2 separate regions of the Homo sapiens genome follow, and region 1 is linked to region 2. Evidence: read pairs that join two places in POLR2A ChIA-PET (ENCODE). Cell type or tissue: K562. All regions are shown on one strand. Each heading gives the region's core, and the rest is flanking DNA. Links, peaks and the distances in the headings are about the cores only. Region 1 overlaps STRA8 (stimulated by retinoic acid 8). Region 2 overlaps WDR91 (WD repeat domain 91).

Region 1 (12,600 bases), core at 6,039-8,538, 56 kb after region 2:
CTCCTTGGCCACGCGTAAAATTAACCCCTGAAATTAACAAGTGTCTGGTGAGTATCTGCAATGTGTTGGAACCTTTCCAGGTAAGTTCCAGGGCCCCTCAACTCTTAAGTCCTATATGGGTGGTTTGCAGTTTTAGGAGTTGAATTTCAAAAACAGAATTTGTGTTGACCCTGTATAATCTCCATCTGCTTTTCTTAATTAGCAATTGACCAACATCACCTTCAAAGGGCTTTTGTAAACTTCTCAAATTTCTCTCACTGTAAATCTTGCCAATAACTGAATTCATGAGGGAGTGAATTTGGGGCCTTTACTTGGGAAGGGTACCTCCTTTCTGCCTGCCTCAATTTGCCTTCCTTTTCCTTTAATATTGTATTTTTATTATCTAGGGCAAAAAAAAAAGCATACTATTACATTACAGCTTATAATGGCAACCCCTGAAGAAAACAGCAATCCCCATGACAGAGCAACACCCCAGCTGCCAGCACAGCTGCAGGAGCTTGAGCATCGGGTGGCCCGGAGACGGCTGTCCCAGGCCCGCCACCGAGCCACCCTGGCAGCGCTCTTCAACAACCTCAGGAAGACAGTGTACTCTCAGTCTGATCTCATAGCCTCAAAGGTATGGGGACCTGGAGGAGGAGAGGGGACATCTCCACGGGGAAGGAGACGTTTTCACAGGTGGAGGGACTGTGTTGCAAGGCAGGGACTGGCCTGGAGCTGCCACTTCTGCTGGGGTAGCGACAAATGCCCTAGACAGGGTAATTTATAAACAACAGAAGTTTATTGCTCCAGGTTCTGAAGCCTGTGAAGTCCAAGACAAAGGTGCCATCAGATTGGGTGTCTGGTGAGGGCATGCTCTCTGGTTCATAGACAGGGCTATCTTGCTGTGTTCTCACATGGGGGAAAGACAAACAGGTTCCCTCAGGACTCTTTTATAAGGGCACCAATCACCTTAATCACCTTCCAAAAGCCCCCACCTCTTAATACTATCATATTGGGGATTGGGTCTCAACATACTAAATTTTGGGGGGACACAAACATTCAGACCACAGCAGGTGGACAATCATCTTTCCACCCTACGAACAAGCCCAAGATGCTGGAAATCAGTCAGCCCCTGGTTCCAAGTCTTTGCTGACCCAACAGCATCAACATGAGCTCTGGGACTGGGGAGAGCAAAACACATAGGAGTGCTCAGGGAGCTTGCAATCCACTGTATCATCATGCAGCTGCGGTTCCCTTCACCTCCTCTTTGGCCTGGCAGAGCACTGTGACTCCAGCCCCCTCAAGTCTCCTTTTTAGGCACCACTAGAATCCTTGGAATCTAGAATGTCAAATCCCAGGCTACTCTGCCCCCAGCTGCTTTGGGGTCCCCCCTCCATGCCCACCCCACACTCTGGCCACATCTCACTGCAGCAGTTCCCTGAGCCAGGCCTGCCTCTCATGGCCTCTGTGTCTCTGCTCATGCAGTTAGCTCTGCCTTTGGGATTCTGTGCACACTTCAAAGCTGGGCTTGGCTCACTCTGCTCAGCTGCCCTGCTCCATGGAATCTTCTGGACCCCTCCAGTTGGACTATTCCCTCCTCCTTGTACATTTTCACAGCCCTTTGCTTCTACCCCTTGTTAGTACCTACTTAATTCTATATTGTGTTATAAGGGGTTGTTTCCATGCTTGTCTTCCCTGTCAGAGGTCAGCACCCTGAGAGAGGGGACTGTCTTATGTACTCTGTATCCCTGGGACTTACCACATAGTTTTGCCCTTGTACATGCCCAAGGGATGCATGCAGCCCCTGACAGATATAGGTGGTCAGCCTAACAAACAACATTTAGCATTGCTCGTTTTTGAATAATCTTGCTGTTACCATTTTAGCATTGCTCGTTTTTGAATAATCTTGCTGTTACCATTTTGACTTTAATAATGTTACATACAGGAAGTAAGGAGGGAAGAAGGAAGGAAGAGAAGAGGAGGAAGGAAAGAAAAAGGAAGGAAGGAAAGGAAGGGAGGGAGGGAGGGAGGGAAAAAAGGAAGTTGGAAGGGAGGAAGGGAGGAAGGAAGGAGGGAAGGAGGGAGGGAAAAAAGGAAGGAAGTTGGAAGGAAGGAAGGGGGAGGGAGGGAGGGGAGCAGAAGGGAGGGGAGGGAGGGAGAGAGGGAGGGAGGGAAAAAGGGAAAGAGGGAAATTTAGAGTTCAGGTTGACAGCATTTGATAAGTTTTTAGATCATCTGGAGCGTATGCAGTTAGCAAATAAAAATAGTGGGAGAATAGGACATTTAATATTAACTAGCCCTTTGCACAGGGTTACCACTGAGCTGAAGTCTAGCTCTGCTTTGTGCAAGCCTGGGGTTGACGTTCATGCAGAATGCGCCTCTTCCATCACTCCTTATTCCACCTTCAAGCCGCCTCTGTAGTCATTTGCCTTTCTACAGCACTAGCAATTTGCTGAACAAAGCTTAACTCTTTCCAAATCCTTTGGCATTTCGGTGAGAACCCACTTCTAGGCTACAAACAAAACTTCCTGCCTCCTGTGCATCAGAACAAACTTCCTATTCTTTTTACTGACAAGGTTAAGGGATGTGACTTTGCATCTGAGGGAGCGTGGCCTCAGCCCTGGGAAGGGATTCCTGGGTCCACAAAATCAGTCTCTGCAGTGAGAGGCTGGCTTTCAGCATTGTCTCTGTCTATCCTCAGTGGCAGGTTCTGAATAAGGCAAAGAGTCATATTCCAGAACTGGAGCAAACCCTGGATAATTTGCTGAAGCTGAAAGGTAATGGAGCACTACTTGCCAACCCCATCTCCCTCCCTGGAGAAAACTGGATCTGTTTTTCTATTGAAAACAGAAGTTGGGTTACAATGAATCAACAAATATTTATTGAGGGCCTACTGTGTGCCAGGAACTGTGCTTGGGCCAATGTTGAGGGTCCCTGTCCTTAGTGAGCCTGCAGTCCAGCAAGACTGGCCAGAGTCACCAGGCCATGAGACTCTGATGAGTTCCCTACTGGAGTGCTGCCAAAGGCACCTGATCTCATCTTCAGAGGCCAGAGGAAAAGTGGGCTCCTGCTTGTCTAAGGCTCTCCCTTCACACCTAGAAGGAAAAACTGGACCCTGGTCTCCCTAATGCTGACCCTGGAGGGTTCAGGGTCCCACCCACAGCCCACCTGGGCCAGAAGGGTGGGAGAGACTCAACAGAGGCCTGACTTTTCTCTTTGTGTTCCTGGTCTTCAACTCCCCAATAGCATCCTTCAACCTGGAAGATGGGCATGCAAGCAGCTTAGAGGAGGTCAAGAAAGAATATGCCAGCATGTATTCTGGAAATGACAGGTAAGACACCACAAACCCCAGGAAGCTGGGGACCTGCTGTGTCCTCACAGCCATCAGTACTGTCTGGTGGCAACTCACCCTTCCTCTCCAGCCTGCAGGACCATCAGGGCTGCTGCTCACCATTCAAAACAGCCATATGCTGGAGACCATTCGTTTCTCTTTTATTCTAGCAACATGCATCAATTTTTTCCCAATTATAAAAAGATACATGCTTATCACAGAAGATGCAGAAAATACACAAAAGCCAGAAAATATATATTGTCCCAGAACTCAAAGAAAATCAATGTTAATTTTCAAGAAAATCCATCAAGTTTTTAAAAAATGTTGCACATTATTCTTTAGAGAAATGAGCCCATAGTGTTTACATTATATTATAGCTTTTTCTATATGTATTTTTTAAAGCCACAACTAATGTCTTTCTTGGAGGATACATATGACAATCAGGAAAATGCAAATCTCAGTCTATATTCCAAGCCTCCTAAGAAAAGCTAAATTAAACTTCAGCAACGAAAAGGAACCATGGTACACCCAGGTGTCACAAATGCTGAAAGGGGAACATTATTAATGTCACATTCATACTTTGAAGGAGAAACTGATTTGAGAAATGTACTTTTATGATCTCATGGTTTTTTGTTTTTGTTTTTGGTTTGGTTTGGTTTGTTTTTTGAGACGGAGTCTCACTCTGTCACCCAGGCTGGAGTGCAGTGGCATGATCTCAGTTCACTGCCACCTTTGCCTCCCAGGTTCAAGAACTTCTCCTGCCTCAGACTCCCAAGTAGCTGGGATTACAGGCGCCTGCCACCACGCCTGGCTAGTTTTTGTATTTTTAGTAGACACGGGGTTTCAACATGTTGCCCAAGCTGGTCTCAAACTCTGACCTCAAGGTATCTACCTGCCTTGGCCTCCCAAAGTGTTGGGATTACAGGTGTGAGCTACCACGCCCAGCTGAGCTTGCTTTTTTGACTCAACATGTTACCTTGGGGATTATTCCTCTAAGTATAAAGAGATCCTGGGTGCAGGTCCTGACTTTTCCAAATTATATCCTATTGTTTCATTCTCTTCAAGGTGTCTTTTGAAGAGCAGAATTTGCAAATTTTGATGAGTCCAATTTATCCTGTTTTTAATAGATTGAGCTTTTTGTTTAAAACTAAGTATGTCATTTTTTCATGCTATTGTAAATGATGCTTTTTAAAATTTCAATTTCCAACTGTTCATTGCTACTATGTAGCAATATTATTCATTTTTATATTCTGATATTGTCTTCTGCAACCTTGCTAAATTCCCTTCTTGGTTCTAATGACATGTGTGTAGATTATTTGAGATTTTTCTACACAGATAATCACACTGTCTGCAAATAAAGACAGATTTGTCTCTTCTGCTCCAATGTATATTCCTTTTTTTGCTTGCCTTACTGGACTGTCTAGAACCTCCAGAACAATTTTGAATAGAAGTAGTAAGAGTGGACAGTCTCATTTTATTCCTGATCAAGAGGGGAAACTGTCTTTTGCCATTAAGCACGATGTTAGCGGTAGGTTTTTTGGAGATACCCTTTATCAGGTTAACAAAGCTCCTTTTTATTCCTAGTTTGCTGAGAGTTTTTATCATGCATGGATGTTGATTTTGTCAGATGCTTTTTCTGCATCTATTGAGGTTTTTCTTCTGTAGTCTGTTGATATGGTGAATTGCATTGATTGATTTTCAAATGTTGAACCAGTTCTCTTGCATTCCTAGGAAAAAGCTCATTTGGTCATGATGTGTACACCTACACACACACACATACATATACATGTATACTTGCTAAAGTTGCTAAGAATTTCTTGTCCATGTTCATGAGGGATATTAATCTATAGTTGTCTTGTTTCTGTTTTCTTTCCCAGCCTGCTTTCAAACAGTTTTCCTCAGAATGGTTCCTCCCCTTGGTGCCCAACTGAGGCAGTCAGGAAGGATGCTGAGGAGGAGGAAGATGAGGAAGAGGAAGATCAAGAAGAAGAGGAGGAGGAAGAAGAAGAGGAGGAGGAGGAAGAGGAGGAAGAGGAAGAGGAGGAGGAGGAAGAGGAGAAAAAAGTGATCTTATACTCCCCAGGAACTTTGTCGCCTGACCTCATGGAATTTGAACGGTGTGAACAGTTGGGTGGGGTGGCTCTGTGCACCCATGGAGCTCCCTCCCATGGGGAAGGGGACAGAGGCTCTGGCTGGGGTATGCTGCAGCTGTGTGCCCCAGCTGGAGTGCATGGTTCAGACTAGGCCCTGAATCACGAAATCTCCAGGATTTTCATATGGGAGGGGCTGAGGGACAGGACTGGCAGAGAGGCTAGAGAAATAGTCTCAAAGCTACATTAGCATAGCACATACACTCATACAGTGTTTTTACTGAGACTGGGTGTTTATTTGGGGTGCCTTGTGGGGGGCACAGCTGATGGTGATTATGAGGGCTAACCCCTCTCTCCCCCAAAACACATACCCCCACAAGTCCGCACTGCTCTTACAGTAGGAAAGATGGCGAATGGCTGGCTCAGACGTCCCTTGCCACTGCCTCCTCCATAGACTCAAAGCCCCTCAGCAGCCATGTTGGCTTCCAGAGGAGTTGGCTCAATAGCAGGAGGCTCTCTCCACAGCCGAGCCTGACTTTCGGGCTGCAGGTTAAAGTTGGAGTCCTATCATGCCAGCACATTCATGGGCTCAGAATTTTCAAGAATATTCCCTTAGGATGAGAGCTGAGGCAGCTACGCCTCTTATCTGCTTCTGTCTAACACAGAAGGCTTCATGGGGCAGGGACTGGGAGAACTTGGGGAGGGGCCCCAAAGCCCAAGTCTATGTCCTTCATGGCCCCCAGGAAGGCTGCTGCTCTCCAAGGGCCAGGGGCGTGCAGAGTCTGAGAAGTCTCAGCCCTGGTGAGCCGTGGCGCCGTGGCCGGGCCTGCGTGCTGGGGTCCACACCATGAACCGAATCCCGAATCGCTTCGAGAGGGAGCTTTAGGGGTGCGAGACGGCGCCGCTTCTGTTCCAGGTATCTCAACTTTTACAAACAGACGATGGACCTTCTGACTGGCAGCGGGATCATTACCCCGCAGGAGGCGGCGCTGCCCATCGTCTCCGCGGCCATCTCCCACCTGTGGCAGAACCTCTCGGAGGAGAGGAAGGCCAGCCTCCGGCAGGCCTGGGCGCAGAAGCACCGCGGCCCTGCGACCCTGGCGGAGGCCTGCCGAGAGCCGGCCTGTGCCGAGGGCAGCGTGAAGGACAGCGGCGTGGACAGCCAGGGGGCCAGCTGCTCGCTGGTCTCCACGCCCGAGGAGGTGAGCAGGCCCACCGGGGTGGCGTGGATGGGGCACGGGAACCACCCTCGCCCTCGCCTGGGGACACCAGGGCTTTGCATTTAGCAGGTTGGAGGTGCAGTTTGCCTTCTGGCTCCCAAGGTCGGTTTCTGATTTTCTTTTTTCTCTTTTTTTTTTTTTTGAGACGGAGTCTCGCTCTGTCGCCCAGGCTGGAGTGCAGTGGCGCGATCTCGGCTCACTGCAAGCTCTGGCTCCCGGGTTCACCTCATTCTCCTGCCTCAGCCTCCCGAATAGCTGGGACTACAGGCGCCCGCCACCACGCCCGGCTAATTTTTTTGTATTTTTAGTAGAGACGGGGTTTCACTGTGTTAGCCAGGATGGTCTCGATCTCCTTACCTCGTGATCCACCCGCCTCGGCCTTCCGAAGTGCTGGGATTACAGGCGTGAGCCACCGCGCCCGGCCGGTTTCTGATTTTCTAATCCCTGGGGTCACGGAACAGTATTTGTTTTTCTGCGGTTAGTTTCCTGGCCTTTCCCTGGGGATGGCAGAAGACAAGTCTTGAGAGGTTGTCTCAGTTGGGATTCTTTGGGCTGCCAGGGCCTGGATTATTAAACCACGAAGAAATGCACTCCTCACACCCGGGGAGGTCCGAGGCAGGCAGAGGAGCTCACCATGTCCGCGTGGATTCAGGCCTCTCTTGGCTCTGCTCAGTTTCTTATCTTTCCCTGCCCTCCCCACCTCCTCCGGCTCCTGTGGCTATGGAATGGCAGCTAGAGCAATCGAACTGTCTTTCTTCCTACTCTACATCAGGTAAGACAAAGATTTCCTACGAAAGCTCTTTCTTAAGAGTTAAGGAAGAACTTTTCCGGAACCGCTCCTCCCCTCTCATTGGTTGGAACTGGCCAAATTGCCAGCCTGCTGAGCCAATGACTGGCCATAGAGGGAATCACACTTGGACCAATCAGGTCCAGCCCTTGAAAGGCCGTCAGTTCCCACCCCAAAGAGCACTGGGATCGCTCTGTGAAGGGGAGGTTACCACAACTGCTACCGTAAATGCATTTCTCAGCTTTCAGAACGCTAGTCAGAATGGCCGTGGCCATAGTCTGCAAAGCAGAGCATCAGGTAGCATTTGAGGTCGCCCTGCACGGAGATAAAAGTGGGCCCACAGCTGCTCTTCCAGTATGAGGACGGCCTCAGAACACTGCTCTACCACACGGCCCACGCTCGCTCCTCTAGCCCAGGCGCAGCCGATTCGCATTCTGCACATGCCCTGTGCTTCGTGGACATTTAGCATCCATGGCTTCCGCCTGATACAGGCCACCCCCTTGCCCTGACTTTCCAAATGCTCCTCAGTCGGGGCGCCTTTGAGGAGACGACATGCTAGTTTCCCAGAGTCTCTCTGTGGAGCCTTAGGGCCAGAGAGCGTCCGATTGTCTCTGACCCTGGAGTTACAGCCCTGGAATGCCTCCGTTTTTTAGAAGGTTCCTCAGCTATCAGGCCCAAGCCTGGAGAACGACAGAGATGTCACCCATTCCTGTCCTTCCAGTTTGCAGGCCTAACCAGCAGTGTGACTTGCCCAGAACTCCCAGCTCCTGCTTCAGTGACTGTGTCTCTGTCATCACACATTTTTTCACATTACTCTGCCCTTTGGTCACCTGTTGATGGTCAACCCTCCATTATCTCCCCTGATGCTTCTCAACTGAATCACCTGTGGAGTTTTTTTTTAAAGTCAGGTGCCTGGCTGGGCGCAGTGGCTCACACCTGTAATCCCAGCACTTGGGGAGGCCGAGCAAGGTGGGAGCAATGCTTGAGCCCAGGAGTTTGAGACCAGCCTGGGCAACACAGTGAGACTGCGTCTCTACTAAAAACTAAAAAAAAATAAAAAGGTGTGGTGGTGGTACACCTGTAGTCCCAGGTACTCAGGAGGCTGAGGCAGGAGGATCCTTTGACCCCAGGAGGTCAAGGCTGCAGTGAGCTATGATTGTGTCACTGCACTCCAGCCTGGCAACACAGCAAGACTCTATCTATCCCAGACACACTGAATCAGAGCCTCTGAGGGTGGGGCCTCAGGAATTGCATTTTTAACAAGCTTCCCTCGTGGCTAGTGCAGTAGGTCCTATTGGAGGGAACTCCCAGTGCAGATGTTCAATGGCCTACCAGCTACTGCCTTGGTCCTTTCCCCGACCCCCGAACATGGGTCCACCAGACTGTGGCTTCTGATCTGGTTTTCCTCTGATGTTGGGTCCACCATGAGAAGACATGCGTTCTGTTCCATGATGGCTCAAAAAAAGCCAGAAGATTAGGACCTCATACCCAAGGCTTGTATGAAAGGGCAGCCAAACAGATGTGTTTACAGCCCCAAAGTGCCAAGCCCTGGAGTCTCACATGAAGAAAACGAAAGGAAAATACAGTCATGGGCTACATAAAGATGTTTTGGGCAACAACAGACCACCTATACAATGGTGGTCACATAAGATGATAATGGAGCATATATGGAAACCTGATATATGGCACTCGATATTGGCATTGCACATCAAGTAGGGTAAATAATTGATATTCAGTAATGGAACTTGGATTTTTGGTTTTCCATATGAAAAAATATATATAAATAAATATATGGGCTGGGCGTGGTGATGCCAGTCTGTAATTCCAGCATTTTGGGAGGCCAAGGTGGGTGGATCATCTGAGGTCAGGAGTTCAAGACCAGCCTGGCCAAAATGGTGAAACACCATCTTTACTAAAAATACAAAAATTAGCTGGGCGTGGTGGCGAGTGCCTGTAACCCCAGCTACTCTGGAGGCTGAGGCAGGATAATCGCTTGAACCTGGGAGGTGGAGGTTGCAGTGAGCCGAGATCACACCATTGCACTCCAGCCTGGGTGACAAGAGTAAAACTCTGTCTCAAAAAAGAAAAGATAAATATATGTATATATGCCATCTAGGTTTGCATAAATACACTCTGTGATGTTCACATGACAAAGTTGCCTAAGGACACATTTCTCAGAACTTATCCCCATCAGTAAGTGATGCATGACAGTATCTACCAAATGCCTGAGCAATTCTGCCAAATTTGACTGTGCCAGCACGAACACTTCCCCAGGAAGAACACATCCAAAGAGAAAACAACCAGAATCTAATGTCTCCAAATCATGGAAACAGCTTTTCTGGGTTTTTCAGGGAGGCCTATGGGCTGATGTTTGTTGGGTATTAAGGGAAGCTGGCAGCAGATTCCCTCAGCTGTGGCCAGAAGCAGGGCTCTGCCTGCACTGCTGTGCCCAGGTTTAGGCCAGGCCAGGGCTGGGCGATAAGGTAGGCAGAACAGAGAACTCCCATGCCCGAGGCAGGGACAAAGCCACAGTTACTCCTGCTGAGCAGTGACACCACTGCAGCCCCTGGTCCACCTGGAGAGGTTCTGCTGCAGAACTGTTGTGTTAGAGGCCAGCAGCACGGTCAGATGGGCCCAGGAGGCTCTGGAATGCTCCATTTCAGTTCAGACATGAGCTTCCCTGTGAGTGTGGTGGCACTCTGGAAAGGCTGTGGAGCCTGGTCTGGGGTCCCCTCTCAGGCTGGCTTGTGAGGGGGATTTGCACAGGTGAGCACAATGTGTGGCCTGCGACTTTGGTGGGCTGATTGCTTAAGGACAGGGATTTCAGTTCTGGGTCCCTGTTTCAGGCCTGCCAGGGAGCAACATGTAGCTGATAGGCTTCAGAGCTGATGGACACTGAAGCACAGGTCTTTCTGTGGCCCCTTTCCAGATCCTCTTTGAAATGACCACAGAGATATCAAGTAGAAGGACAACAGAAAATGTCCGGAAAACTAAGAGAGGGGCCAGAGTCCCAAGGGATTCAGTTCCAGGAAGTCAATTGAAGGAAGACAGAAAGGGCAGACACCAATCCTCTTGGAAGAGCTGTGTGTTGCAGGAAGGGAAGAGGAGAGGAGAGACCCTGGCGGAACCTGCCAGTACCTGCCAACTCAGGGTCAGAGAACTTCCTCTCCTCTCCTAGGCGTGATTGCCAGTGCAAAGGAGATGTCAGTTAAAGTAAAGCATGCCCAGTTCAATTTTTAATACAAAAACGTCCCATGCATGATTCAAAACATTCTTATACTAAAAATTATTCATTCTTTATCTGAAATTCAAAATGTAACTAGGCATCCCGTATTTGTATTTGCTAAATCTGGCAGTCATGTAAGTGTAAATCATGTTTCTGTAACATATTTAATATTCTCTAACACATTAGGGGGAAGCAGGATGAAAAACTGTCTAAATAGCAAGATTCCAAATTGGAAATATATATTATAGACCTAGGGAAGTGACTGGAGAGAATTAGATCAATGTGTCAACAATGGATATCTGGGTGGGATTGTTTCTCAGTAATTCTTATTTTCTTGATCTGTTTCTATTTTCCAAAATTTCCACAATGAACATGTATGTCTCTTATAAAGCAGATAATGTTCAATTATGTGCCAGGTATGTCTGTTATAAAGTGGATAATGTTCAAATGTAACTAGATACTTCACATACATTATCTTACTTAATTCTTGGAATAGCCCTATGAGTAGACACTAATGTGATTCCTGTTTTATAGAGGAGGATTTGTGAGATGAAGTAACTTGTCCCAGGTCACACAGCTAGCAAGGGACACAGGCCTGGGAGTTGGCCTGCCTGCAGCCTAACCCAGAGCCTTCCTGACCCTCTGGATTCAGCTGTCCTGGCATGAGACAGCTAGACTGGGGACCCTGGGCTCCAATAATCTGTGCGCCTTGGGAAGTTTTGATGAGGTTTTTCTCAGTGGTAAACTGAGGCTCTGGTAATTGCATCTCACACCTGAGCTCCCACCTTCGTCGGCAAGAGGAATCACAATCCCCATTTCTTCCTGTCCCTCACAGCCACCTCCAGGGTTGGCAGTTTGTCCTGGGCACTCTAGAGTTTAGCATTTACCCCCTAGGAAGAACAGCAAGCAGAGCCCCTGGGTGTGGGCCCCAGCTCTGACATGCATGCCCTCTGGGGTATGTGTAAAGAGAGAGCCTTTCCACTCATCTCTCCCCAGCAGCCCAGGGCAAGCATGAAATTGTCAAGTTATTTCCAACACATGAAGTGTTGTGCTTTCTTTCAGATCCTTTTTGAGGATGCCTTTGATGTGGCAAGCTTCCTGGACAAAAGTGAGGTTCCGAGTACATCTAGCTCCAGGTGAGGAAGAGGGTGTGAGATAGCATGTGCCCCTGTGTGGGTGGATGTGAGATTGTGTGTGCGCAGGTGTGTATGTGTGAGTTTGCATGTGCATGAATGTGGTAAGTCAGAGACAGAGAGAGGAGACAGAGGGAGAGAGAGAGAGTGTGTGTGTGTGTGTGTGTGTGTGTGTGTGTGCACCCCTGCTGGGGTGTTCAGGGGCCTCTCCTCTGCAGTCCCTAGATGGGTGTTGTATTAGTCCATTCTCACACTGCTACAAAGAACTACCTGAGACTGGGTAATTTATAAAGAAAAGAGGTTTAAGTGACTCACAGTTCCACAGGCTGTAAAAGAGGCATGGCTGGGGAAACTTACAATCATGGTGGAAGGCAAAGGGGAAACCTGTATATCCTCACATGGTGACAGGAGAGAGAGTGAAGGGGGAAGTGCTACACACTTTTCAAATAACCAGATCTTGTGAGAACTCTTGTCATGAGAACAGCAAGGGGGACATCCACTTCCATGATTCAATCACACACCCCCTCACCAGGCCCCTCCTTCAACACATGGGGATTATAATTCAACAGGAGATTTGGGTGGGGACACAGAGCCAAATCAGATCTGGTGCCTAATTCAGTGGGTATTCTTGGGGATCCACCTTTTTTCTGTGATTGGAAGTGAGCTGGTCCTAGGATTGTGTCATTGCCCTGGGGATGACACTATCTGTGGCATCTTCAGAGTAGAAAATTCTTCCATCCTGGCGCAGGGCTGGGACATACCAGGTTATCAGCTGTAGGTTGTGGAAACTCATCTGTTCACTTTGCACCCCATTCCCAGTGTGTGTTAGTCCTG
Region 2 (7,799 bases), core at 2,330-4,829:
GCAGCAACCTCACATTAAAGTCCAACCCTTCTCTTTCTCTCTGGCCTGACCCTAGGAGAGGAAAAGGGACAGCAAGTGGCTTTGCCTGGATTCCTGGTCTCTCAAGCAGGAGGAATGCTTCAAGTGACATATTATTATTATTATTATCAGAGTTAGACCCCAACTAGATTTTTCTATCCTAGGAACAAGGTACAGAGGACAAAGTCCACATATATTTCCAGTGTTTCAGGCATATAATCAATTGAACACTGGGCGATGCCATTATAAACTCAGCTTCTTATCATAGCAGACATCATCCCTTAGCCTACCCTACGGACAGGATACTTGGCTGTGACCACCTCTTCACTGAGCATCCCACATAACAAGGAAGTCGAGCTTTAATGTAAAAGTCCCTTCCCAAACTTTTCAAATGAAGAATTTATTTTGTAGTTACTCCTTTCAAGGGATAAAAAGATAGACAGTGTCCAATCCCAAAAGTCCAGGCAGGCACACATGGAAAGGGCATCCTTCTCCCATCTCTGCCCCTGCCAGCTCCCCCTCTGAGGCAGTCACTATTCCTAGTTCCTAACCCTCCACAGAGGGAATCTACCAGGGGCATGTACTTTTCCTTTTTTTCTGGCTTCTTGTTTACATCTCTGGGCTCTGCTGGGGTCTGTACACATCTAAGAAGCTGTACCCAGCCACTCAGCAAACTACACATCCATGAGTGGTCCTGGGACCACTCACTACCAAGCCCAGCAAAGCAAACTCAGCCCTAAATCCAGACCCCACAGATACATCTATGGTAAGATGAGTAATTTTTGGTACTTCCTTTCATAAGGATAGCCAACTCCCACTGAATTCACTAAAACCTCGCAAAGATTGTAAGACGAATTACTAGTTTATCCCTATTCTACAGATAACAAAGCTGCAAAAAGAGGCCCCAGGTTGCAGAGCTAGTAACAGGTATGGCCACAACCTGCAGCCGGCCCACATGTCATCCCGGTGCTCTCTTATCTGAATCCTGCAGCCGCCTACCTTCCCGTCCTCGCCGATGCTGTACACGGTGTTCTCATCATAGCTGAACTCCACAGAGTAGACCTCCCCGTAGTGGGCCCTCCAGCTCATCGCGCACTCATGCTGCTGCATGTCTGAGGCAATGAGACACGGCCACTCACATCCTGGCCAGGGCTCTGCAGAAGGAATCTGCCTGCAGCAGGAGGCCCCCTCACCCTCTACTCAGGCTGACAGCTGTTCTGGAAGCCAAGGGCAGGCACCCAGGACCCAATGAGCGCCATAAAGCTGCCCCTGCCCAAGAGGTCAGGCTGCTTCTAAGCCTCAGAGGCAGCTTCTTTCACCAGGTCAGAAGTGAGGCTCAGGAGTCCCTGGGGGGAGCTCACCTGGGGAGCCCTAAGTCTAGGAAGACACCTGAGAAACTCCCCTCTGTAACTTCCCCATGTGCCCTGGGAATCCCCTAAAGATACAGTTGCCTTGCCCCAGCCCAGGCTCTGGGGATGTCTCCTGGGGACAGAGCCCAACCTGGGGATTTCTACACAGCATGCCAGGTGATTCTGATGTATGCCTCTGGTTAAGGAGCACTGTTCTGATGCTTTTGAGAATCAACTACCCACAGCAAGTAGGTAGGACAGCAGTACTCTTGTATGCCCTCCTGTATTTCACATGGGTGACAAGGACTCAGATGGAACAACTCAAGACTCAAGGACCGCTGAGCTCCACCCCCTCCCATGTCTATTGACACTAACTATGGGCGAGTTTATTACGGTGGGTGTTTTGAAAACGTTGACCAAAGTTAAGCTGTAGTACATGCATCTGAAGTCAGGGTTTTGCAAAAGCCTCTAGCCCAGCTGGCAAAAAAATCCAACGTCGGCAAAAAAAATTGCCTGGGAAATCTAAGGAGATCAAGGATTGCTATGAGCACACTTGCATACCAAACAGCCGGATGACGCCATCAGCTGCCCCTGTGACCAGCAGGTTCCCGTTGTGATTGAAGGCTGTACAGTTGATAGCAATGGGTTCTGGATCCAGGGAGAACTGGAGCTATTGAAATAAAACAAAAATGTCAGTAGCAGATCTTCACTCAGCCCAGGCACGCTGCTTATTCCAATGCAGACAGGTGCCCCAGACTGGGTTTTCCACCAGCTCCTCCCTTATGTAATCTGGAAATGTAGATCTGAGCCTTTGCCAAAGTGCTGTGCCAGTGACCTTCTGTGCTCTTTTGAGAACAAGTTCTCTGTGCCTAAATACATTCTGGTTTCCATAGAGAAATGATAATCCATGCTTGCTCCATTATAAAAGAAATAATACATATCTTAGCAACCTACACTTCACCCAGAATGCATTCCAAGCAAATTCTCATTGAAAAGTCTTATGCCCTCAGAAAATAACACTTCATCAACTGCCTTTGATGACAGACAACACTAATAAACCTGCCCTATGGCTCCCCACAGAAACACTCAGAAATATAGTAGCAAACAAAACCACCTCATAGAACATAATGTCTATTAATTACATAATTAATGAACACTATCATTTCAAACAATATGAAACCCTGGGAACACTAAATAATCCTCCTGAAATTAAAAATGCAAGATAGAATGTTATTTAAAATACACACAGAGTACTGAGCTAGCAAATAAAAGAATCCTCTAGGGCCACAACTAAGAGAAAGCAAGAACGCAGAGAACCAGTGCACTCCAAAGCCGGCTTTCACTATGGGGAATTAATCAGATCCAGATGACTCAAGTTCCCATTCTGCTACCCATGAGGAGCTCAGGAGCCTGGAGACAACCATGTGTGATCTGCCCAAGGTCAGGCGATAAGAAACCGTCACATGGAGCTGAGACTCCAAAGAGCTATACCTTCAGTGCAGGAATGAACTAGAAACAAACCTACTTCACAGAAAGGGATAACAAGAAAACTTACCTCCCTGCAAATTCATAACCACAAACTAGCCCTGACGTGGGAGGAACCTGGCAAAAATTAATGCAAATCCAAAGAAATGCACCTCCAACCCAGGCCTCAAAATATTCTCAGAGATACTGGCCCAAAAAACACCATGATCACAATTCATAAGAAACAGGAAAATAAGGCAAAAGGAGCCAGCACCCACAGAGACAACAGAGCAGAATCAGACCCACAAAGACTTCAGACATTAGATTTATAATGAGAACATACAAGCACATTCAATTGTTCAACAAAATAAAATAAGGAATTGAAAATATGGGTAAAAATGAGAGACTATAAACACGACAAAGCAGGTTTTAAAAAATGAAGGTGAGCTTCTAAAAATGAGAAACACAATAACTGAAATTACCATCCTAATAAATAGATGAAACAGAAGATTAGATATAGTAGAGGAGAGATTAGCAAACTGATGGATCTGAAGAAACTATTATCAAGAATGCAGCAAAGTGAAACAAAAAAGAGGAAGAGGCAAGTTCTAACACATATGGAATGGGAGTTCCAGAAGGCAAGAGATGATCAGAGAACAGCAATACTGGAAAAAATGATGACTGAGAATTTTCCAGAATTGAACAGACACAAATCCTCTGATTCAGAAAACAAATCCCAAGCAAAACTTCAAAAAAATTAATTTCAAAAGTTAAGAACCAGAAAATCCACATCCAGAGAACCAGGTAAGATTTTAAAAGCAGCCAGAGAGAAAAGACAACAAAGGAATGCCAATTACATGGAGAGCTAATGTCCCGGTCTCAGCAAAGGCAGCCAGAGGATGGACCAAGTCACAAGGTTAGGGAAGCAGTGTTCAGCCTGGAATACAAGAAGCTATTCTAGAAAAACACATATACTGTGGTTTATTCATATGGAGTCAGAAAACCTGCAAAACAAAAATTCGGTTGTTTAGGGATATATAGTAATTGACATGATAAAGTAATTTTTTAAATGTAAGGCAGGCCGGGTGCAGTGGCTCATGCCTGTAATCCTAGTACTTTGGGAAGCCCAGGTGGGTGGATCACCTGAGGTCAGGAGTTCGAGACCTGGCCAACATGGTGAAACCCCATTTCTACTAAAAATACAAAAAATTAGCTGGGTGTGGTGGTGGGCACCTGTAATCCCAGCTACTCAGGAGGTTGAGGCAGAAGAATTGCTTGAACTCAGAAGGCGGATGTTGTGCTGAGCAGAGATTGTGCCGCTGCACTCCAGCCTGGGTGACAGAGCAAGACTCCATCTCAAAAAAAAAAAAAAAAAAAAAGTAAGGCAACAGTATGACAAAATTCAAGACAGGTTCTCTCTGGAAGGGAAAAAGACCAAGACTGGGAAGGGCTACACAAGAGCTAAAAAGTATTGGTGATGTTCTGTATAAACTGTGATGGGTCTGTGGGTGCTCACTGTACTGCTTTTCTTCTCATTATACTATACACCTATGATTTCAATATGCTTTTGTATGTATTCAATGTCTAATTAAAAACTTGAAAATCACAAGTAAACATATAATTACAAATTGTAATAAGAACTTTGGAGGAAAATACAAGATGCTATGAACTAAGAGGAATTGAATTAAACTGGTGGAGAGGACAGTGGGCAGGGAGGGGCACGAGAGATAGGTCTAGAGTATGTCCCTGGAAATGCAGAGAAGTGGTCAGACTGGAAACACACTGGCAGCATTTGCTTATGGACTGACTGTGTGAGCAGAGGGAAAAAGACAGGTCTGGGAAGAACCCCAATTTCTGTTGTGTTTTTTTTTTTTTTTTTTTTTTTTTTTGAGACAGGGTCTCACTCTGTCACCCAGGCTGGAATACAGTGGCACCACATCAGCTCACTGCAGCCTCCACCTCCCAGGCTCAAGCAATTCTCTTGCCTCAGCCTCCCAAGTAGCTGGGACTACAAGTGAGCACCACCACACCTGGCTAATTTTTAAGTTTTTTGTAGAGACAAGGGCTCACTACATTGCCCAGGCTGGACTTGAACTCCTGGCCTCAAGCAATCCATCTGCCTCAGCTTCCCAAAGTGCTGGGATTACAGGCATGAGCAACTGCTCCTGGCCAAGATCCCCAATTTCTAAGTGAGGCACATTTGCCAAAGTGAGGAAAATTATGAGGGGAGGGATGGATGTGGCAAGGGGTGGAGGTCAAGAATTCGAGTGTGACCCTGACGGGCCTGAGAGGTCTGACAGACCCAAAGGGAACACAGACCACTTCTACAGGCAGATGCAGAACAGAACAAACTGAACATCTGGAACAGGAACCCACTGAAAGCAGGAGCCTTGAGCTTCCAGCAGCATCAGGAAACAATGTGTTCAACATAAAGGCCATATGACTTGTAAGCAGTGAAACGAATCATTTTAATAAGAAGTAGCACTGCCTTGGAAGGTGAGTTTAGCATCATTCAATCTCTCTGGGGCTCAGGGTGGCAGCTGCAGCATCTATTACTGTCTTGAAGGAAGGGGTCCTTGGCTCTGAGGTGGTGCCCAGGTCCCCTGGGAGCAAGTTCACAGGCTGTCTGGTCACCTCGCTTCTTACGAATCTGTATGTGTCCTTGCTACTGCTGGCTGCTGCTGCTATAATTCTCATACAATTTTAAGGTAACAGTATGTCAGAGGGAGGCACGAGTCCTCTCCTAAATAATCAACCACAGGGGCCCTCTGGTAGGTTCTGGGTGTCTTCTAAGTTTGTGGCACAATTCTGAATGACATGTCACTAACAATCTGCCCAGTTGGAGTACACTACTTTTCAACACTCAAAACTTTATTAAAAATCTGAGGAGACCAAAGCAAAAAGAGGGAAGAGGCTCTTCAGAAACCCAGGGGAATACAGAGTGTGTGCCTGGCCCCAGAGAGAGCCACAGGGCAGGCCCGTACCTGCTGCTTCATGGTTTTCGTGTCCCACAGCAGCAGCCTGCCAGGAACCTGGTTCATGCCCTTGCTGCCGATGTCTGGTGCTGAGAAGTCCACCTGGGAAGTGAGGCTCGGAGCTGCTGCCGAACAGACGAAAGAGGCCCCGTTGGGGCTGCACGCAAGAGACAGGATTCTGCAACACACATGGGCCTGGGTCAGACCCTCTGCCTGCCCACAGAGGGAGGGTGCACTTTGGTCCTGAGGCTGGATCCTGCACAGGAGATGGGGCATTAGGCTTGGGAAAGGACCAGCCCCGCGGACCACACTTGGCAGCCTGCGGCCTTGATGGTGGGGGGTAGGTTCCAGTTCACCTGGGCATGTTGTCGTTGATATTGATTTCACAGAGATTCTTCTTGGCTTCCGTGTCATAGAGACGCACTGTTCCCACACCACTGCCCAGCAAGAGCTGGAATGACAAGGGGCGGGAGGTGGGAAGGATAGCATGGAGTGAGGCTGAGTCAGGGAGGATCTCCAGAGGGGGTGAGGCTGGGCAGGCTGTGGGGGTGAGGCCCCTCCTCTACGCATCCAGGCAGTTCAGGGGAAATCTGGCTACAATGAGCCTCACTTTAAAATTAAACAAAGACGTGAGAGCTGACCTTGAACTTCTAAGCAAAACCACAAAAAGTATCTGTGGAATGGGAGAGACGCGTCACCTTGGACACATATGGAAATGTTCTGGCTGGTGAATGAGGCCCTCTGATCCTCCCTTTCTTCAGTTTGAAACCCCAGCTGTTGGAACCCTTCCTTCCCACTCTTGGTCTGCCCAGCACCCCTCCCAGCGTACTCGCTTCGGCTGCCACAGGGCCTGGGTGACTCCCATTTGCCTTTTCAGGGGACAGCTCTGGCTCTGGGTCTGTAAAGACCTCCAGAAAAAAAAATAAAAGGGGCTATCCTTGCCTTCAGGAACTTGTGACTTATTTGGTGAAAAGCTTCAAAGATAATAATAGTGCCAGAGGAAAGTGCCAGAAGCAGCCCAGGTCTGAGGGTGTCTCACAGGAATATTAGGTAGAGTGTGACCTCGGCATTCACTTGGCAAACTGGCGCTGGCACAGGGCAAGCCCTGAGGTCCTCATCCATGAGGATAATCCCTTCAGCTGCCAAAAATTATAGAAAAACAGGGTTTGCATCTTGGGCTATGTGGTATGATCCCCACAAATGAAGTAAAAGAAAAAACAGCAAGGCAATTTTACCTCCTTAACTACAAGTCCTATCTCAAATATCAAATCCAGAGGGAAGAACACTGTACTATTCCTGGGGACAATAAGACCCATGGGAACCACAAAATAGAACACCAGCCCCTCACCAGCGGAAGCCACTTCCCGTGGGGCCTGGCACGGGAGGGCGCCCACTGAAACTGCAGCTGGAAACACAGACAAATGGAGGGACAGCAGTCAGGCAGGTGGTCCCCAGGGCGGACCACCACAAACAGGAAGAAGCCGTGTGTTCCAGGCCCCCTGCAGCTCATTTCCATCTGTCAATCTGGTAACCTCCCTGTCTTCCCACAACAGGAGCCTTCTGGGCCAGTCCTGGATGTGTGTCCCTGAATCCCCAATAATGGAGAGAAGGGAGGGGAACTGGCTTGGCTGTCTTGACTCAGCCGGTGGAGAACCCTGGGGAATTCCTCCACTGAGCCAGCAAAGCGGGCCCCACAGGCCACCATTACTCACCAGTCTGTCCCGTTTGGTGGCCCATTCCAAAGACAGCAGCGGTGATTTGGAAATGGAGGATGCTTTGGTCTGCATGATGGGGTTGAAGGACCACACTTTGATGACCCCATCTACGTCTAAGCTGGCGACTCTCCTCCCAGAGCAGTCCACTCTGAGATGAGAGAAAAGGGAGGCCTGTCAGCTGGCCTCTCAGTCCCCATCCTCTTCTGCTAATGCCAAGATGATCACTTTCCTGACTTCCTTACTGTTTTAAAAAAACAATCCCTAGAGGTCTACATTCA

What was found. Peaks named below come from ENCODE experiments on the same cell type or tissue, not always from the same donor. Only the 100,000 strongest peaks of a DNase experiment are listed, where the experiment ranks them.
Region 1: POLR2A ChIA-PET joins it to region 2 with 5 read pairs; 3 of 35 experiments call an interaction of 5 or more read pairs at or near these places.

What each region holds. Positions count from the first base shown.
Region 1 is chr7:135,240,101-135,252,700 of GRCh38, forward strand. STRA8 (stimulated by retinoic acid 8) reads left to right here. Exons shown (of 9, transcript NM_001394401.1): 2 at 419-616; 3 at 2,681-2,756; 4 at 3,226-3,310; 5 at 5,188-5,427; 6 at 6,317-6,602; 7 at 11,696-11,769. The coding sequence starts at 425. Among named protein-coding and RNA genes, the nearest start is that of STRA8, 13 kb to the left of the region's middle. RefSeq lists a silencer at 10,433-10,583. In K562, for the core only: no CTCF peak of the experiment used is centred there; a DNase peak (open chromatin) is centred at 7,511; H3K4me3 peaks cover 1,051 bases; H3K27me3 peaks cover 1,161 bases.
Region 2 is chr7:135,187,416-135,195,214 of GRCh38, forward strand. It overlaps WDR91 (WD repeat domain 91), which reads right to left. Exons shown (of 15, transcript NM_014149.4): 9 at 7,519-7,669; 10 at 6,163-6,257; 11 at 5,816-5,984; 12 at 1,929-2,037; 13 at 1,018-1,130. Among named protein-coding and RNA genes, the nearest start is that of MIR6509, 16 kb to the right of the region's middle. RefSeq lists enhancers at 1,070-1,289, 1,330-1,459, 5,781-6,980. In K562, for the core only: no CTCF peak of the experiment used is centred there; no DNase peak of the experiment used is centred there.